Regions from separate parts of the Homo sapiens genome. Here region 1 is linked to region 2. A link is a loop called in an ENCODE intact Hi-C map of the cell type or tissue named here. Cell type or tissue: heart right ventricle. All regions are shown on one strand. Each heading gives the region's core, and the rest is flanking DNA. Links, peaks and the distances in the headings are about the cores only.

Evidence for each region. A loop is a pair of places that touch in the nucleus more often than their neighbours do. Peaks named below come from ENCODE experiments on the same cell type or tissue, not always from the same donor. Only the 100,000 strongest peaks of a DNase experiment are listed, where the experiment ranks them.
Region 1: a loop joins it to region 2, with 2.0 times the contacts of the local background. A loop is called at or near these places in 26 of 110 quality-filtered maps.

What each region holds. Positions count from the first base shown.
Region 1 is chr20:9,167,193-9,178,075 of GRCh38, reverse strand. The region is part of intron 2 of PLCB4 (phospholipase C beta 4); the gene reads right to left. Among named protein-coding and RNA genes, the nearest start is that of PLCB4, 100 kb to the right of the region's middle. In heart right ventricle, for the core only: a CTCF peak has its summit at 4,990; no DNase peak of the experiment used is centred there; H3K27ac peaks cover 1,320 bases.
Region 2 is chr20:8,850,089-8,860,971 of GRCh38, reverse strand. The region is part of intron 31 of PLCB1 (phospholipase C beta 1); the gene reads right to left. Among named protein-coding and RNA genes, the nearest start is that of RNU105B, 24 kb to the right of the region's middle. RefSeq lists a silencer at 2,176-2,470. In heart right ventricle, for the core only: CTCF peaks have their summits at 6,807 and 7,008 (motif pointing left); DNase peaks (open chromatin) are centred at 5,541 and 6,201; H3K4me3 peaks cover 1,029 bases; H3K27ac peaks cover 2,731 bases.

The DNA of each region.
Region 1 (10,883 bases), core at 3,386-7,385, 320 kb before region 2:
AAGTGCTGGGATTACAGGCATGAACCACCTGGCCTGGCCAAAATTATTTTTAACGATTTATCAACTGATGATACAAATATGTTTTAAGCACAGTTTTGTTGCAGAACACGGTGTTTTTCTGTTTAGCACTTGGAATGTTTTTATACCATAGGACAATGTACCATATTAATATTTTGGAAAGATGAGATAAGTATCTTCCTTCTACAAAATGAGATGAGGACAGGCAGGTGTTAGGCAGATCAGTTTTAAGAAAGGGTATACGTAAAAGTTTAAAACATGGAAAGTAATCCCTTAAGAATCGCTGAGCCCTTGCATGTATTCCATTAGAATATTTTCATTTAGGCCCAAGTGTATGCCTAAAGTCATCTTGAAAACAAGTAGGATCAAATCAAAACGTCTTTGCATACAACACAATGTCTTTCATGACTTGATGCAAGCTCACTTTCCATTTCCCACCCTTATCCATCTACACCCCTTTTCCAACACTAGCTTGAGAAACTGAATTACTTACATTGGTTCTAAGTTGCTTTCAAGGGGAACATGTGTCAAAATGACTTCCTCCCTTGATTATACTTTGCCCCCAAGCCTACCGCTATTTTAGACACAAGAGATGAGTCACTGAAATTTATACCAGCACCTTGGCCCTGTCTCAGTCCAGTCCCGAGGCTCTGCTTGGTATTCGACACAAATTAACAGCAGTAGTTTAATTAGTTATCATATCTTTAGGATAAAATCTGTAAAACAAACCCAAACCCATTCAACCACATCGTTTATTCCCACACTCCAGGAACACTATTCAGCAATTCCAGCATTTCATATATAGAGACGAGGTTATTTTTATTACTCTGCTCTCCTGCCCCTACTAACATGCTGCTTTTATTTCTATTGGATATATTTTTTCACATTCTGCTTAGTGTCACAATGACCTGTGTATAAATCTGACTTTTTCTGTCTCCATGGGGCCACAGCCATGGGTTCCATCTTCATTTGATTCCTTATTTGATTTCCAAGTTCCAACCACCCCTCCTTGAAAAATCTTTCTTTCTTCGCCACCAGTCCATCATTGTTGCTCCTTATATAATCATTCTTTCTCAGTTTCCTCCATTTGCACTCCCTTTGCCCACTGCTTATCCCAGAAGTTCTTAAACTTTGCATGATACAATACCAGAAGTCACAGCCCCAAAATTGTGGCAGTTATCTTTTCCCAAGTCAGAGGGAAAAAAGCTTCTAACAGTTTCCTCATGTTAGAGTTTCTATTATTTTTCTTAAAAGTTTGCTATTTGACTGTCAGTAATGGCCAGCAAATGACTAAAGTAAACAAACACTAAGGAAAACACAGAAATTACTTATATGTAGTTTAAGGGTTTTGTGTATATGCTCATGGGTTGGAATTTTATGCATAAAGTAAGATCTTATATTTTACTTTGAAAACTGGTGCTTCTTCATATGATATAATAAAATATGTATACATTTCCCTGTTTGTGTGTATGTATATACATTTACATATGTGTGCATAATGTAAATAAATATGCAGTAGATATCAACATAAAATTAAGGTTTTTTTCTATTTGTCTGATAATACATGTAAAAATGGCCTAGTGAAAATACTCAGATACTGCTGGATGGAATGAAAATAGTTCAACCATTTTATAAACCAATTTGGCAGTTTCTTACACATCTGATCATGCGTCTACCACCTCACCCAGCCATTCCATTCTTATTTACCCAAAAGAAATAAAAACATGTTCACACAAATATTTGTACACAAATGTTCATAGGAACCTTACTCTTAACAGCCTGACACTGGAAATATACACATGCCCATCAACAGGTAAATAAGTGGTAGTATGTGCACACAATTGAATATTACTCAGCAATGTAAAAAAGCTATAGAGGAAACAATAGCATGGAGGAATCTCTGAAACATAATTCTGAAAGAAAAAAGCCAGATAAAAAGAATACATAGTTCCATTTGTATGAAATCCCAGAGAGAGCAAAAAGAATCTAAAAGTGACAGGAAAGCAGACTAGTAGTTGCCTGGGGCCAAGGGGTTGGGAAAAATGGACTTCAAGAAGACTGGAACAAGCTTTCTGGGGTGCCAGAAAGGTCCTAAATTGTGATTGTGGTGGTGGTGTACACATTTGCTAAGACTCACGCAATGCAAAATGAGCACTAAAGATGGATCCATATCATTCCGTGTAAATTATAGTTCAATAAAGTTAAGATATTTTAACAGGCCCAATGGACCTTTCACCAAATTTGGAGATAATGTCAGGGATGATCTGATTTGCTATGAATATGGGATTATGTGGTAGATGTGGGGTTTACTTTGAATGACTCTGCAGGAGGCAGATGAGGGGAGGGAGTAGAGTTTTTTTCTATAGAGTGAGCTGTCTATTCATTTTAAAGATTTCAGTGAGTTGATATCATATCACTTATTGGAACTGCCATAATTTTATGGATGAGACACGGACCTAAGAGGAATAAATTGGTGCACTCCAGCATAACATTTGTATTTAATTTGGCACAACTTGGGCTTTAAGCAGTATGGGTAGACTCTTAAACTAAGAAGGACTATTTCTTCCTGATGCCAATCCACAGATTATTCTTTCCATGGTGAAATAAGGTTACTTGGACAATTTATTGGAACTGAGAATCTTTAGTGCACTGTTTATCGGAACTGAAAATATTTGGAGAATGTAGTTTATTGGAAATGACATCCCTGGAAGCTAAACAAATGAATGCATAAACTGATCTAGAGAATGAGACCTAGAAGGGTTCACCCTTCTCCCCAGCACCCTAGTGTGACAATACAAAACACTGATGTTTCTTAAACTTGATTGCACTTCATCATCTCCTGGAGAGCTTGTTAAAACATAGATTTCTGGGCCCCATCCCCAGAGCTTCTGATCCAGTAGGTCTGGGGTGGGGTCTGACAACGTGCATTTCCAGCAATTCCCAGGTAATGCTGATGCTGATGGTGACAACCAATGCTGTATACCCGGTCTTCTGGACCTATGTCCTACTATAGTTCTGGAATGGCATATCTATGAATCAACTAAAAAGAAATCTATTTATTTCACTAGCTACACCATCAGTATTAATAACAATAAGACAGGTCAAAAGAGAAAATGTCATGATTCTTAGAAACAAAGACGGACAAATTGTTCCTGCCTCAAATAATTTGTGGATAGATGAGTTTTTCTCAATTCTTAGATTACTAAGTAGCTTCTGTATTTCTGACATTAATTTTGCCACTCTCTTATCAGCAAACATGAATATTACACTATGTTCTGCTGATAAATGACAGTCATAAGTTCAAAATGTATATCATTTTCCAGTGTCAGATGACAAAGATAAGACAATTGTGAAGGAAGGACTAGTGATTAACAAGAAGTTATATTAAAAGTTGGAAAACAAGGAAGAAAACCACAAATAGCAATAGCAGCAGCAATTTCCCAGGGGAAAATAATTAGGCTTTAAAGAGCTTAATAGTCAAGGGACCAAGGAGGGAAGAAACATCTTAATTAGTAGGAAATGTAGATGAAAAGAAAACTACAATGTAAAAAAGGCTTGAAATATACAATATTGCCAGGTAAAATTGAAAAGAAAAAAAAAAAAAAGAAGAATAGGCCAGGTGCAGTGGCTCACACCTGTAATCCCAGCACTTTGGGAGGTAGAGGTAGAGGATTTCTTAAGCCCAGGAGTTTGAGACCAGATTGGCCAACATAGTAAGACTCTGTCTGTACAAAAATAAAAAATAAAAAAAAAATTAGCTAGGCATGGTTACGTGCCCTTTGTCCTAGCTACTAGGGAGGCTGAGGGAGGAGGATTCCTTGAAGCTGGGAGATGGAGGCTGAAGTGAGCCATGATCACGCCACTGAACTCCAGCCTCAGCAACAGTGAGACCCTGTCTCCAGGAGAAAAAAACAAAACAAAACAAAACAAGAAGCAGCAGCAGTAGCAGCAAAACCAAGCCAAGAAATAAAGGAGAGTTGTTTTATTTTTGTGCGATTATTTAATATAGCATTTAAAAATAAGATATACCTAGATACGGTAATTTGTGAAGGGGGAGAATCAGTTTTTTAAATAAATATTCTCATCTTATTTGGTGGATAAATATCCAACTCCAGGGAAATAGAAATCAGTGCCAGTTCCTCAGCACTGTAGAGGTCACAGCCTGAAGGAATTAGATGCTTCCCTGAAGGTGGAAGTGGGGAAGTGAATTTGGGGTGTGGAACATGGAACCTGTGAATAGTCACCTTACACAGCAAAGGGGGCTTTGCAGACAAGATTAAATTAAGGATCTTGAGATAGAGAGGTGACTGTATTATCTGAGTGGGCTCAATGTAATCACAAAAATCCTTTAAAAATGAAAGAGAGAGGAAGAAGGATCAAAGAAAGACATGTGACAATAGAAACAGAGTTCAGAGGGATTCAGCCATAGTCACGGGATGTGCACAACTTCAAGAAGCTGGACAAGGCAAGGAATACATTATCTCCCCCAGAACCTCCAGAAAAAACACGGTCCTGCAGGCCTATTTGACTACCAACATCAAGAAGTGTAAGATAATAAATCTGTGCTTTAAGCCACTAAGTTTACGGCAGTTTGTTACAGCAGCAACAACAGGAAACTAATTCAGATGTCTTGGGATGCTGGGTGGAACTGGAGAGCGTGTGTCTCCTCTAAAGGAAGAACACAAGTCTGCATGTGGCCAGATCTTCTAATTTATCAGGAGATGAGGTAAATCTGTTTGCATAAAGTTGGCAACTAGTAACACTGTGCAGGACCAAAAGTATGGTCAAAACATTGACTACTGCTCTTTATTTTCTTATTGAGTAGGTCCAATCATGCGATGCATCTAACTAAGGACACAGGATGGATAAAACAATGCAATGCCTTTTACTGGCTCAACGCTACACCCCAGACCACAGACCACACCAAAGCTTTGCAAGGCCAACCAAGAGTTCAGCAGTTGACAGAGCTCCTATATTTACAGCCAGGAGGCACTGCAAGCAAAGCATAGTTCATCATCTGTTCCCAAGTCTTTGGAAACTGAACTTCAGAGTGAGATTTTTCTTATATTCTAGATCATGGATGGGGTCAACCTGCACTATGGAGTCATTCTACAAAATGAAATTATTTCAGAAAAACAATTTGCTCTTTGCAGATAACAGGAATTATTAAAGTGCCAAACATTATTACTGAAACATGGCCAGACATATGGAAGTAACTTTTAAAAACAAAGACAAAAACAAAACAGAAAACCCCAGATTATTTTGCCTTAATATAATCCTCCTGTTAATTCTGTTCTTAGGGCGAGTTGACAGGGGAAGGGGAAAATGAGGTTTATCATGTTTGCAGAGACAGTGGCCTCTCTTAACATTCAGGCACTCGGCCAACAATATTTATTAAATGACAGTTTTCCAAAACACTAAACAAGAAAAGGAAATGCGAATGGAAATGCAAAATAAGTGTTAAGATGGTGTTTCTGCAAAGAGGACTTACATTGGAAGACATGGGAAGACTAATACATAAAATATAATTAGAGAGTAATTAACAGTCTTTATCTACACAGGAGAGTAACACCAAAAGGTTTATAAGCCAATGCAATATGCACTCAGGAAAGGGAGAGATGGACAGGGATTTGACTTATAGCAGTGAGGAAAGCTTCAGCAAGGTGAGGTTTTATGCTTAACTTTCAAGGATAGGTAGGATGTATGTAGAAAATGAGTAAGATATTCCACTCAACAGGGAATTGGCTTGGTGACTTCTCTCTTATTATGGAATCTTAAGTTTTTAGTTGAAGCTGAAAACATACTAAAACTGGCATTAAATGGTGGTCCTTTGTTATATGATGAATTCTTATATTCTAGATCATGGATGGGGTCAACCTGCTCTATGGAGTCATTCTACAAAATGAAATTATTTCAGAAAAACAATTTGCTCTTTGCAGATGAAAGGAATTATTAAAGTGCCAAACATTATTACTGAAACATGGCCAGACACATGGAAGTAACTTTTAAAAACAAAGACAAAAACAAAACAGAAAACCCCAAATTATTTTGCCTTAATATAATCCTCCTGTTAATTCTGTTCTTGACAAGTTGACAGGGGAAGGGGAAAATGAGGTTTATCATGTTTGCAGAGACAGTGGCCTCTGCAAGCACTCTGCCAAATATGGAAGATCGATTGATATTTCTTTCCATTCCATTGAGGCTTAAAATTATGAGGAGGGGGGAAATAGTCATTATTTCCCACAATTCTCCACTTACATAATACACAACTGCACAAATAAATGCAGATAATATGCTTCTGCCGCCTCCAATTACATCATCAGATGAAATATTCAAAGTAGAAGTCTCAGATACTGTTGCAACCCAGTAGAATGATGCTTAAATTTATAACCTGAATTTATTTTTCTTAAAACATGGCTCTCTGAGTTATTTTTTTGCCAAAACTGACTGTAGCAAGTGTTTGCAATACTTGTTCTGTCCTTTCCTCTCAGAGAAAAGCAACTATAAATTAAGTAACTTGGAAAACAAGATTAGAATAAATATGCACATACAGATTCTTGTTGTTCTGGTCTATAGTTTGACAACTATACATTAGCCCTAACAAAATATGGTCTCTGGTTTTAATTTTTGAATAGACAGCTGCTGAATATTTGTGCAGTTTGGTTCTAAGGATTGCATACTGTACTTTTTGAAACTACTGGAATATTCTCTTGCATTCTTTTGTGAGCAAGGAAACGTAAACTGTCTACTAAATGATGTACCTTTGAAAATCACTACATATTTCTTTGTAGCATTCTAAAGGGGACTGTAAAAGAAGCTTCTGAGCGCCTACCATATGATAGGTAACTCCAAGTTATACAATGTGGATTTCTTACAGAAAATACCTGAATAAACCCATCGTTTATAAATCATATTCACACACACACAAAAAAACTATGTCAAGGTGTGAATAAGAGCTTAAGGAGCTGTGTGAGTTTTCAGAGATGAGTCTCATATTCCACTGAAGTAGTGATTTGTGAAAAGGAGCAAACCAAAAATGGGAGTTTCATGGTACCGTCAAAGAACTCAATGTGAGCACTTTACAGCCCCTAAACAACTTTATGGTGCTGGTATAACTCATTCATTTTGACCATATCCCTACCGCTATGTTAGATATTCAAAAACTGCTTCTTCATGACCAAAGAGATTGTGGTACATTTTAACTTTCTGCCTCCAGGCCATTTTGAGAGTCTGGCAATTCAGACAATTAGCTTTCTGGATAGCTGAGGTTTTACCGACTCTGTGAACCCACATCAGGGCAGATCCAAATCAACCCCAGACCTTGTTAGGTACCTGAAGGTAAAGCTGACTGAAACTACTGCCCACAAACATGGAATGTCATGAATTATCATTATTACAAGGATAGAGCTTTCTGTTTCTGAAGAAGCAGTGTGAACCAACTTATATTTCAGGCTAAATGATGAGGTTACTGTATCCTCAAACACAATCTTCGTAGGAAACAGCTGCCTGAAAGAGGAGTTTTTTTTCTTTATATCCAGAGAAACCAGGTGTGTCAGCCCAAAGAACCTCTCAGAACATGGTTTACCTCCATGTCTTTGCATCTCTATTTATGTTATCTCACCAGCCATCTCATAAAACATGATAAGAATCAATAAAGTCATTGGAAAACATCTGTACCAAGTAAAAAACAGATAATCTAAGCTACTCTTGTTAAAACTTTAGTTCTGTCAGAAATAAATTAGTCCTAACAAACTAAATATTAATTTGTAAGAAAGTGTTGTACAACATGCATTCCTAAGTATGAAAGTAACTTGCATGAAATAAAACTGATCAAAGCACAATTTTGAAGAAATAAACTAACCACAGATCACTTGCAATCAGTAAATCCTTCTTTGGAGAGACTCAAAAAAGAACGTAAAGGTTGGGGAAGGAATGCAGGAACTTTCTCCGGTGGTGGTAATGTTCTATATCTTGCCAGGACTGATTTATCTGGGTGCGTCCACTTGTTGAAAGTTCAAGCTATGTACAAGTAAGGATGTGTGCATTTCATCGAATAGAAATTTCGTATGAATAACTGATAAGAAATATTGAACTCCAGTTAATAATAAGCATGCTGGAATATACAAACTATGCCTGCAGTTTATTTTTAAATCCATCAAAAATAAGACAGTGAAAGACAGAGGGATAAGTGGATGGACAGATAATAAAGGCAATAAAGTGTTCATGGTAGAATCTAGGAGGTGAATACACAGCTGTTCATTGTAAAATTCTTTCAAATTACTATATGTTTGAAATTTTCACAAACAATGTTGTGGAGGAAAGTACAATGGGAAGGAATCACTGAAGAATTTGGAGTATCACACCAACACCCCACTGCCCACTTCCTTCCCTTCAGGAGTTCAATTCACATGGTATCTAGAACCCTGGCAGAGTATTTATTTATTTATTTATTTATTTATTTATTTATTTATTAGACAGTCTTGCTCCGTCACCCAGGCTGGAGCGCAGTGGCACGGTCTCAGCTTACTGCAACCTCTGCCTCCCGTTTCAAGCGATTCTCCTGCCTCAGCCTCCAGAGTAGTTGGGATTACAGGTGTGCACCACCACGCCGGGCTAATTTTTTTTTTTTTTTTTAAGAGATGGGGTTTCACCATGTTGGCCTGGCTGGTCTCAAACTCCTGACCTCAAGTAATCTTCCTGCTTCGGCCTCCCAGAGTGCTGGAATTACAGACTGGCAAAGTGTTTACATTGAGAACTCAAGACACATATCTCACAAGCTGAGACATGGAAAGTTTTTATGAAAATCAAATGCCCAAAACTGGATTATTACATTGGAAAATTGTGTGTTAAGTGAGAGGAAGGAAGCAGCTCCTCACAAATAAAGTTTCTATATTTAAATTCACAGGGAGCTAAAGTGGAGCACCTGCAAGCCAGATTGGGCAGAGGATGCCACAGAAGACTCAGGTTCAAGATGCAAATCAAACTCAATGCATTTAAAAGGCTCCTGATTGGCAGGACATGAGGGCAGACAGGAGAAGAGGATGAGCCCTTGGTGGTTGTAGCAACCGCAAAGGGAGACTTGAGCTTGAAAGGTGGGTGTTGAGCTTGAACGCTTTCTTAATTGGTGGCTGCTTGGGCTGACAGGCAGGAGTTGGGGCTGCCAAGGATGACGAGTCCTGGAAAAGACTGCTGTGGAAGTTCAGCAGAGGTGACAATCCCACACATTTCTACCAGAGAAAACAAGCCACACATCATCAGTTATATCAGCCACAAAGCGGCCAGTGTCACCAGCTAGTCGATTCCCCTCAATCACATCTCAGTCATGAGCTTCGCAAACTGACTGCCCACTATGGACAGACAATGTCCATTAAGTGAAAAACAATGACCTGAGCAGTTATTTGGTATCTGGTGGTGTAGCTCCTCGCTAGTCAAAGTGTGGTCCCTGAAATGGTGGCATTAGCAGCACCTGGGAGCCTGTTAGCAATGCAGAATCTCAGGCCTCATCACCCCACACCTGCTGTGGTACAATATGCAGTTAACAAAATCACAAATGATTCACACGCACATTAAAGTGTGGAAAACAGTGGAGTGATCCGATAACAAGCCCACAGACCGAGTCTCAATTACTTGGGTCTTCTCAACAGCAGCTTCATCAACAGCGTCACCTTCAGAGAAGACAGGTGCAGGTAAACAGGTGCAGGTAAACAGGTAAGCAACATTAAGCCTTGCACACCTTGTCTCCTGGAAGCACCTTCTCCTGCTCTATAATGCTTCAGTTCTAGCCTCCATCTGTATAAGATAACTTACCCCAAAGCCCCGGGAGAGTCTATAAAGATAAAACACAGTTGAACTTGTGTTGAAAATTTGGAAAGTTTCATATGCTTTAATGTGTCTGGAAATATTCTCTGTATCTTTGGAGAGTGCATCACTTTATATGTAATTGCTCTTTAATGTAAAAAGCACATAAAGTGGTTTTTTTCCAACAGGTAATAACTATCAAAGGAATTCTTAGGCCACTGTCCCTGCTTCAGCTATAAAAGACAGCTGTGAAAGTTCTTCATGCACCCTTAAAAATTGCCATAGAATGTTGCATATTATTCATGTATAAATCTGTCGAAAATAAGTTTATTTTAATGGTCATGCTTTGTTTACTTCAGTCATTATAATTAAGATTGTTTATGCTCAAATATCTGTGGCTAGTCATGGTTTCACCGTTTGTTTCATAACTACATGTGTTTAAGGCGTGCCTAACTGAAAAAATAAAGTACGCAAATATGAAATATGTTTCTAAAGCTATTCAAAGCCAATTATTCGGTACTAAGTACAAGTTTCATACTTCAGCATCACTCCTCTGTCCATGAACATGTGCATATTATATGAAAAAATGGGTTTTAGAAACATAATTACCAAATACACAAACCAACTTTCTAAGTTGTTAATTTTTACTCTCTGATTTCAGAAAGGAATTTTACATAATGGCTCATTAACTTTCCAAGACAATGAATAAGTACGCGTTCATGTTCAAAGTATATTTTTATTCTCACTTCTTATTTAGGAAAAGAGACTTGAAAATAATCATTTTACCCATCTGAATATGGTTGAACAAAAAAAGTGGCAATCAAAACAAAATACTGAAATATGTCCCATATTTTCATTACTAATTATGAAAAAGAAAAATGAATTAGCTTTTTAAAATTTATGCCTTATAAAAAAAGTTTAACATCATCTGTGCTTTATCACATTATATTTAAGTATTCACAGAAAGTATTATCAAGGGACTGTTTTTTTTTAATAGACCTCATTTCTTAGAGCAGTTTTATGTTCATAGCAAAACTGAGCAGAAGGTACATAGATTTCCCATATAT
Region 2 (10,883 bases), core at 4,674-8,673:
ATTGCAATATTTGTCTGTCAAATCAAACATGGACATGATGATGGTATTGATACCTCTAAGAAAGTTGTGTCCACCATGATGTCACAACACTGAGTTGAAAGTCAAAAAACTGATTGAAATTACTTAGTTTCAAATCAAAACTAGTTTGAAAACTAATTAATGATTGTTCTGTCAGTATATGAACTCTTCCCTGTGAGTCTTCTTTAGACATCAGGGAGCTCATAATTCAAGAAACACATGAGAATGCACTGACATTATACTAATTTCTCAAAGAGGAATAGATCTGAAGATGTCTCTCCTGATTCAGCCAGCCTGAGTCCCTGTGGAGATGAATGGATTACTTTAATTAATCAGTGAAATAACTAATGAATATTTATTGGGGACCTACTAATGTAAACAAATGGCTCTGTGGTATTTGGTTTGGGGAGTCTTGAACAGTATAAAACTGTTACCTCTTAAAGGTTAGAAACTGAAAATAAAATTAGTGAGCCAAGGCAAAGTTAAATAATAACACGAGCTAGTCATATAAGGTGAAATGCCAAATCAGTGATATGCACAGTGTTTTGAATTCAGGAACTGTGAATCACTGTGGTAGGACTTGTCTCTGAGTTAATCTATAAAACCAAAGCTTCAAGTTACACCATATGGAAATGAACTTATTGCCAGTGTCTTAAGCACAAAGCTTTTCTTCAGTAGGCCCTTGGGAGCTATTCTGTAATAGTTATCAAATAACAATGACTACTACTATAAATATTTATTGAGCATTTACTATATCCTGGCACTAGGTTAAATGATTAGCAGGGATTATCTGCAAGGATTACCTCTGTGAATTCTCCCATTATTCGCTGGAGTAAATATTATGAGCATTTTATGGTTAAGCAACACAGCTGGTAAATGATGAAGTCAGAATTCAAACTCAGTTATTCTGACTCCACAGTCTCCAATTACTTATAATAATCTCTTCTCCTATCAGGCTTTAACAAAAAGCCCACATATTTATATTCTCTCAATGACTCCCTAGAATGGAAAGTTAGTGGAAGCTTTTATATACAATAAAGAAAGAATAAAGGCAAGATTAATATGTATTATCATGGTAGGTAGAGTGGAGAAAAGTATATTATGTCTTTTTTTTTTCTTCCCTCTCCTACTCCCACTGTATTTTCCAGGTTTCACCACATTCTAGAAAACATTTATTCAGTTGAATAACCCATCACCTTTGAAGACATTTAACTTGCTCCAATAGACCCCAAGCTAGAGTCTACCCTGTGGAAAAGACTTCAACAAGAAATACCTGAGCAACATTTCAGAATTAGAAGGAGATCCTTAAAACATCCAGAAAGATTGAAAAAATAGCCAGCTTTCTTGAATTACTAGAAGACTGAAGTTAAAAAAAAAACCAAAAGGTTTTCAAAAGCTAACCATGATGCCATCTCTAGAAGGAAAAGTTATTCAATTCAGCTGTGCGGGAGAGCAGAACTTTAGAAAGCCTTGCTACTCAAAGTGTGGTCCTAGGACCAGTAGTATCACTTCAGGCCCACTCCAGATCTACTGAATGAGAATTTGCATATTAACAAGATCCACAGGTAATCCACATACACATCACATTTTTGGAAACATGAGTTTAAAGGTAATTGTTATGATTTTCTTAATGTGGATTTGAAGCTGAAAGTGTTTAGACTGAACTATTTGGAACAATGTTCTATTTGTGAGCAGATGTTATTTATAAATATTCTGGATTCGGTGCTTCTTTATTAATTAAAGTTCTTGAGCCAATCAAGAACAAGCTAACTCTTCCTAAGTGCTGGCCTTAGAAGTAGATGAACCAATTAAGAATCAGTCCCTACTTCCAAAGCGGAAACCTTGAGGAAGAGGGACCAGCAAAGAGGTAGCAGGCCACCAACCTCAGGGCTTCTGAGTTGGAAGTGTGTTGCCCAGTTTCCTTGCCCAGGTGGCAATCTGAGAGATTATCTTATCCCTCCAAACAAGAGGTATGTCAGGAGGCTAAAGAGGAACTATCTGTCCCACTTCCACTACTCTAATTTTTTTTTTTTTTTTTTTTGCACACTCAAATTGCCAGAGTTTGAGAACACTACCCTAAGAACAAGAGTTGGGAAAAAGGGAATGGCCTTCTTTGTCTACTGAACCCCTTTTTAAAACAAGATCCTATTTTAAGAGCCTAGCATTAGGGTATGTTCAGTTCATCTGGTCACCTCTAAGTAAGTGAGCAAGGAAGACTTGTGAGCTGTTTACACTGTTGAAATATTCCTATGACCCTATCTCCCTTTAGGACTCGAAGCTATGAAAACAAGCCATGTGAAGGTCAGTGCTGTAGTCCATTGAACCCATCAGTGGAAGTGACCCCAGTGGAATCATACAATCTCTGCACACTCACACTGTAGAGAGCCTACATCTTGGAAAAGGTCCAAGACTCCCCGAGGGATCTCACTTGGACTGCTGCAGCCTTATGCCATTTAGATTTGAATGATTTTTGTGTTATTCTAGCCAGGGCCATCCCTGTCCTATCATTGGAATTTAAACATTTCCATTACTACACAACATCAGGGTCTACTGCCAAAAGAAAATGTTCTTTGAAATTATTCTTGTAACTTGTCAGAACAATTTAGATTTCCTGAGTTTGTGATATTTAGATGCTATTACTGAGGACAAGTCCATACCTAAATATTTCATAATGAACACAGGAGCCGCATTACCAAAACTGCTTGTAACAAGAGCAGGCCGTGGTGTGTGTGTGTGAGTGCAAATGAAACAGTATTTAGTTTATGTTTTGACTGCTAAACCTTTAATCTATTTCAGATCCTGGGGTAGTTAAGGATTGGCTAAATAGGCCTCAAGTAAAGCTAACAATAAAAATTAAATAAAAATTTAATTCAAATACTTAAAATTATGAAACTTATTCAAATGACACCCTCAATAAGGTGAGAAGCAAGTGATAAACTGGGCAAATATTTTCACAACAAACACATCTGACAAAAGAATAGTATTGAGAATATATAAAGAATTGTTATGAAGTAATGAGAAGACCAATCACTCAATTGAAAAAAATTACCAAAAGATACAAAGAGGCATTTTGCTTAAGAAGGAACATGTGGCTAAAGGCAAAACAAAAACAAACTAAATAGAAGGGATGGTCAGTTTCTTCACTGATCAGAAAAAGGCAGATCTAGACCACATTGAGATATCATTTCATACTCATCTTAGTAGGAAATATTAGGAAGTCTGACGTTAATATCAACTATTGGCAAGTGTCAGGGTAATACAGTCTTTCATATATTGCTGAAGAAAGTGTAAAGTGGTATAGTTACTTCAGAAGACAATTTAGCATCATCATGTAAAATGGAAGATTCATATTCCCTATGGCCCAGTAATTCCACAGTTTGGTATACAACCAAGAAAACTTCTGGTACAGAGTTTGCATACTAGGAGATATGAGATGGCATGTTCACAGCAGATCTGCTTAAAACAGCAATCAACTGGACATCACTAAATGCAAACTGACAGTAGAATGGATAAGTGCGATACATTCATGGAATAGAATAAGTCAAAATAAACTATAGCAACATTTAACAATATAGATACCTTATACTTAGATATACTTTATTTAAATTTTTTTCATTAGTACACAGAGAGAAGTTCACATAAGAGAAGTGTGGTAGATTGAGTTTTCAAAAACCCACCATTCTTCACTCCTCTTTTGTGACTTGTTTTGTCAATAGGATATGACAAAAGTGATACTGTTGCAGTGCTGAGTTGTTCTCAAAGGGCCACATGTGCCTCTACTCTTGCTATTGAAACCCTGCCACCAGCAAGTGAACAAGCCTGGGCGTGTCTGTTCACAGATTAGAGACTAAGTGGAGAGATCCGGTCGTTCTAGCAGAGGCCATATTAGACCAACCTACATCCAAGTGACCCTCAAACATGAAAGCGGGTCCAACCAGTATCACCAGCAGAGCTGTCCACCTCATGCTCAGTTGACTCCAGACACATAAGTGAGAACAACTAAGACCAGGAGAACTTCCCAGCTCACCAGCTTGTGGATAATAATAAATGCTTATTGTTTTAGGCCCCTGAGTTTTGTGGTGGAATTTGTTATACAGCAATAGCTAACTGATACAACAAATTCATGGACTTAGGATTTTCTTCCACAAAGTGAACACACCCATTTAACCAGCACTCAGATCAATACCAGCACTCCATAAGACCTCTACCTGCCACCTTCCAATCACTAGCCATCCTGTCCCCTACCCAAGATAGCATATTTTCTAACTCTTCATATACACTGAATAATAATGTATATACTTTTTTGTGTCTGGCTCTTTTTATTTATTTATTTTTTTGAGACACAGTCTTGCTCTGTTGCCCAGGCTGGAGTGCAGTGGTGTGATCTCGGCTCACTGTAAACTCCACCTCCCTGGCTGAAGCAATTCTCATGCCTCAGCCTCCCCAGTAGCTGGGAACTACAGGCGTGTGCCCCCACGCCCAGCTAATTTTTGTATTTTTAGTATAGACAGGGTTTTATCATGTTGGCCAGGCTGGTCTCGAACTCCTGGCCTCAAGTGATTCACCAGCCTCAGCCTCCCAAAGTAAGCAACATATTTTTAAGTGAAAAATTGTAGGCTCCCCCAAATTTTATACAGTATAGGTTCAGTATGGTCCTTTAACTTACATTATCATATTTCAATATGATACTCCATATGATACCATTTTTATGAAGTTAAAACAACTAAGATAAAAAAATAAAGTGTTATAGGAATACATATGCATGATATATATGCACATGTATATCTATAACCATGTAAATATAAAAAACAGGAATATATACATGCACACGTTTCAGATTCATTGTTACCTTGAAGGGCAGAGGGTGGAGAATGAAAGGCCAGGGTACCAGAGGGGGAGAAACCAGTATTGTAGTTTTTGTGGTGTATATGGGTGTGTATTATATTATAAATACAGTAATATGGTCTTGCATGGACCAATGAGAAGGAGGTTGTTCATCCAATTTTCAAAATGTGTGTGTAGAGCTACCTAAATAAAGTAGGAGAACAGAAGGGAAGAAAGGGTTCTAAAAAATAACCAGTCTGTGGCAAATTTTACATCTGAGAAGACCAAAAAGACTGAAGACCACAAAATTTAAGTGACTTGGCCAGAAGTCATTCAGATATTCTTATGACATGAATTTGATATGAAGAAAATACATTTTAAAGGTAGTTTTCCCCCCTTATGGTTTATGGTTGAAGCAGATTCTATTTTCTTACAAATGCTGTGTTCTGATATTTAAAATGTTGTCTGGCATCATTAGGTCTCAATCCCTTCTTAGAACAAAATGTTCCTGCTCTCTCCCATTTGAAGAGTATTCTTTCTTCAGATGAGTTTTCTAAACTTTCCTATTAAACTTGCTGGAATGTGAATGGGGAAATTAGAAAGATTTTTGTTTTTTTGTGTGTCAGTGAGGTGATTCATCACAGCACATTTCTTAGAATTTGGAGGGAATCCTGGGTCTGGGAGTGCTGGTGACTTGGAACAGGTTCTGCTGCAGCTGGGTGAACTTGGTCTTTGTAGACTTCTCTCTCAAGTTTATCTCAAGAGGGGGATTTGACCAAAGAGTTAGAATGGAAATAATGGCATTCTTCTCCCATTTCTTATTTCTGACCTAACAGCACAACTCAAAATATACTCAGGTGTTCTTTTATCTTGTGAGATAACTCCCTAGAATTGGTGGGAGTGAGTGGGGGGGGAAGAATCTGCTCTCCCCTGCACCCCTTACCCCATTTCTGAAATGTCTGAATCTTTCTTCCTTCCAATCATATGCTCAAGAATATCAAAAAGAGAAAGATTTCCAAGTCAGTTCTACATTTTGATCACATCCCCCTATTAATCATATGTTTTTGCTACCATCTGCAACAGAGAGAAATTTTAAATTCATTGTGCATACATCGTTTAAAATTTCCCCTCTCCGTTATGTTATTTAAACTTTTCCTACATATCAATTAGTTTGAAATAATAAGTCTTTAGGCTATCCATTAATTGCTGTACTGTAGACATGATCTGTATTTAAAATTATGCAAGGAAAATTAAGCTGAAGCACGAAGGAGTCTTGGCTAACGGTGAAGGCTTCTTAGCCCTTCAGAGCAAGAACTGAGATAACGAGGACAGGAAATACACAGGAGGCTCCTTGCCGAGTTTGTCGTTCGCCAGCGTGGAGACGTGAAAACAGACTGCTCCAGCTGTGGGCTCTTCCTCGCTTTTCAGTTTTCCTTTTGAATTCTTACTGTATTTGGTCATGCCGAGGCAGAAGAAAACGATTGTCAGCCAAAGGTCCTTTTCCAGTAGAAATTTATTATAAATAGTTTAACAGCAACTTGGCTTCGTAATTAATTTCCCTACTCCCCTCCCCTTGCAAAAAACAACACATCTCCATTCTGTAATCTTGATTAAGTTTGTGGCAGGTAGAAGGGCCTGGACCCGGGAGAAGAGGAGAAAAAGGAGAGGTGTTGGGGCTGGTAGCCTTACTCATTAGTGCCTTGATTTTAGTAAACACCATGGTGTTATTGGAAGAAATATTACTTAGAATGAAGAAGAAATCACAGAACTCTCTGTTGCTTGTTCAGAGCCCCTGAGGCCTGGGACCTCTGCAAGATTCTCGGCTTCCTAATAACCAAGGCTCTAGGCAGTGCTAAAAAAAAATGCCCTCTGAGATCTGTCTGCCTGATCTAGTCCCACCCTGTTGGGTGGTAGTTTCAGCAACTGAGGACTGTGCAATTGAGTTTTGCACACTGGAAAAAGAAAGATGGAACGAGTGTTAGAAAGTGGCTCATGGGTGACATTTTTCAGATCTTCCCTACCCAGGAAAGTTTAAGTTTATGGATGTTTATTTTGCCTTTGTGAGCTCTTCCTTTTTTCCCTCTGGCTTCTTGTTTTTGCCTCATGATTAATCATTTTGACTGCAGATCTGGCAATGTCAAGCATTGTGGGGCTCCTCTTGCCCTCTAGTGGTGAAATAGTAAAGTACAGCACTCGAAATACCATATGCCCATTACGAGTAAATGGTTAGAGCTTGGGAGAACAGCGCTTCTTTGTTGAATAACGCTTTGAAGCTTACACACACAATCACATAAAATGCCTCAGCACAGGGGACTGTGGAAGGAGAAGAAAGCGTCTTATTCTGAGTGTCATCATTTAGGAGACTCACACAAAAGTAAGAGAATCTTTCTAGGGAAATGTTCTCTTTTCTTTGCTTGAACTGAAGTTGCAATTTAGAGGCAGTTACCCTTAACCCTGGCATTTTTTTTCCCCCAGTACAAGTGTTCATAGAAGCACCACATGTAATAGGCAAAAGCTGGAAACAACCTAAATGTCCATCAACAGTGGAATGGGTAAATGAAGTGTGGTGTATTCACATACTTTATAGCAATTTTTAAAAACCCGACTACAGCTATCTACAACAACAAAAAAAGAAGCCAGATGCAAAGAACTATAGACTGTATGACTGTTTATATAAAGTTGCAAAACAGAAAAACTAATCTCTGTGTTGACTGACATCAGAATAGCTGTTACTTCCGGATGGAGGTAGTACTGACTGGGTTGGAGCACGAGGGAAGTTTCTGGGGTGTTGATAATGTTCTGTATCTTGACACAAGTGGTAATTTCATAAATTCTGTAAAAATTTGTCAAGCTGCATACTTTTTATCTGGGCATTTAATTTTTTCCTGAGGCTATCTTATATGGACTAATAACCTACTTTATTTTATTTATATAACTAATTGTCATGAGCATACTATTGGATTTATTTCCTTATGTGCCCAAAGTTCCTTTGATAAATACTTTTTTTAAATTTTGTGATAAGCCATTTTTCAGAAAATTCAATATGCACATGTTTTCATATCATCTGTAAATTCATGCATTCTGTGGAAGTTGTTTTTAGAGATGCTTCCACTTTCCAGGTGGTGACACTCACCTGACCTGCCTGACACTCATGTCCCCAATGGATATGGGGGCTGCCACACTGTAAACTGACATAATGTAACTTCTGGCCACCACTCAGGGGCAGTAACAAAATCAGAGGTCACTTCATGACACCTGGAGCCAGCCAGGGGCTATTGGATGTGATCATTCTGGTATACTGTGCTTCTGTTACCTGTAGGATCTAGCATTGGTGAGGTAAGATGGTTGGTAAATATTATAAGAAAACAATAAACATTACAAACCGGGAAAGAGTTGAGAAAATTGGAGAGCAAACTATGCTTTTGGAGATTTGTGGGGGCCTCTGGCACTTTCCAATCTTAGGATGTAAAAGTGAGCCTTCTCACACTAAGCCAATTAATCCAAGAAGTGAGTGCCTCCTTATTCACTGTGTGCCCCTTGTCTGTAACTGACCCTCTACTGATGTGGCTTCTGTGGACAAAGGAAAGGTTAGAAGAGCAGATTTCCCAGGACCACAGGCCCATCTTAAGGAGGCTGGGATATGGCTAGTGGGAGTTCTGCCTTCCTCCACTTCTTGGGACAGAGGCCCTGATGTCAGTCCTGGAATATCAGGAATAAGGTAACTCAGAGTAGTTTCTGTCATTAGACTCAGACTGGATTGGACAGAATTGGTTTTGCTCAACTCTGTCCTGGAGGATTGTTTTGTGGTTGATGAAAAGGAACACTTTGTAACACAGCAATTTTCTTAGGTTCTTCAATTAGGAGTTAGAAAAATGATGGATCTTTCTTTTGGGAGACCAGCAAAAAGATATTCGCTAATGTCAGTAGGTACAATTTAGAAATGACACTTAGTAACCCCAGATGTGGCTGAAATGACAGAATAATTAGGAGGCAGAGATAAAACCTGGCAGCAGGAATGAACTGAGACAGCAGCCTATTTTGCAACTTTATATAAACAGTCATACAGTCTATAGTTCTTTGCATCTGGCTTCTTTTTTTGTTGTTGTAGATAGCTGTAGTCGGGTTTTTAAAAATTGCTATAAAGTATGTGAATACACCACACTTCATTTACCCATGCCACTGTTGATGGACATTTAGGTTGTTTCCAGTTTTTGCCTGTTACATGTGGTGCTTCTATGAACACTTGTACTGGGGGAAAAAGATGCCAGGGTTAAGGGTAACTGCCTCTAAATTGCAACTTCAGTTCAAGCAAAGAAAAGAGAACATTTCCCTAGAAAGATTCTCTTACTTTTGTGTGAGTCTCCTAAATGATGACACTCAGAATGAAAAAAAATGAAAAAAATGAAAAAAAAAAAAACCAAAAAAAGAAATGGAGATGGAAGCACAGGGCTGATGACTTCTGATGGATAGCAGCAGCTGGGGTGACTATGGCAGACATCACTAATCAATCTTAGTGGTACTTCCAGGCCATCTAGATAGCCTTGGAATCCTTATCAACAAAAAGTCCCAGGCATCTGCTACCATATGATGGAGTTGGCATGCAAAAAGTAACCCACTACCATACAGGATAAGGCACTTCGAACTGAAAGTTGAGTAGACACTCAGGGTTATTTTGCAGCCCAGTATAAATCTTCAAGCAATGACTACCTCCTAGGCTACTGTGGCCTGTTGAAGCAAGTTTATATAAGCAAACACATATATCATAAATTGCTAGGGACCTTGAATAACAGGAAATTAGCAGTTATTAAATGCAAATGACTTTAGGAGGAAGAGAGGTAAAGAAAAAGAGTGAAAAGCACTGGTGGTAGTCAGTGGTGGTATGTGAGTATAAGGTAACAAACAGTGATGGTGACTGTGGCTAAAGGGAGCACACAAGGTCATCTAATCGGGGATTCCACTCCTCAGATCCAGCTAATTGCTGCCAAGTCCATTGGAACATGGCCCCAGTGAGCCAGGTCTTTGAATATTTCAATTAAAGCAAGGAAACATTTTTAAAGGATATCTCCTTATTTTTAAAGTTGGCATCCTGTTCAACAAGAAGATGAAAGAACACTAAGAAAAAAACATTATAACAATGTGTGAGTACAATAAACCATGTTTGTGGATTATTCAGCCAGGTTACTGGTTGCGATCTCTGGCTTAAAGATTTTGGTTGGAATAGGAGCATCAGAGACAGGCTTCTGAAATAGGCTGCTGTCTCGGTTCATTCCTGCTGCTATAACATAATATCTTAGACCAGGTAATTTATAATTAATAGAAATTTATTTCTCACAGTTCTGGAGGCTGGGAATTCCAAGACCATGGCACCAGAAGATTTGGCGTCTGGTGAGGGCTCATCTCCTGCATCCAAGATGATACCTTTTTGCTGTGTCCTCACATGGCAGAAGGGCAAAAAGAGCAAAGCAGGCTCCCTCAAGCCCTTTTATAAGGGCACTATCCCCATTCATGGAGGTAAGGCCCTCATGACCTAAACCTCGTAAAGTCCTCACTTAATACTGTTTTACTAGGGATTAAATTTCAGCATGAATTTTGAAGGGACACATATATTCAAACCATAGCAACTTTATTCCTATTTTTTCGGATGTTAGAATGAAAAATCACCAGTCAACTGCCTTGGGAAGTTTAGCCTTTTATCTTTTCCTAACCCAGTAAAGGGAGCCTGGTCTGCTTTCTCAGGAATGTTTGACTCTGGATGTTCCTCTTCATCCATAATTCATGAGCACTATTGGTGCTACTACCTACATTTATACAGCGTCTTACATGCATGAACACACTGCCTGGCTCTGGAAGCACGATTAGAAAATGTTGTGCCTGTGGGTATTTTTGAGCATTTTAGTTTGCCCAAAAGCTGAAGAGTGTCTGCTCTGGCTATGACAGACATTAATATTCACAGTGGCATCTCCTTTGCTCAAGAAAAAAGAAATCTGCTGGGAGTCACACAGCTCTAAATTGAAATCTGTGCACATTTACACTTACGTGTT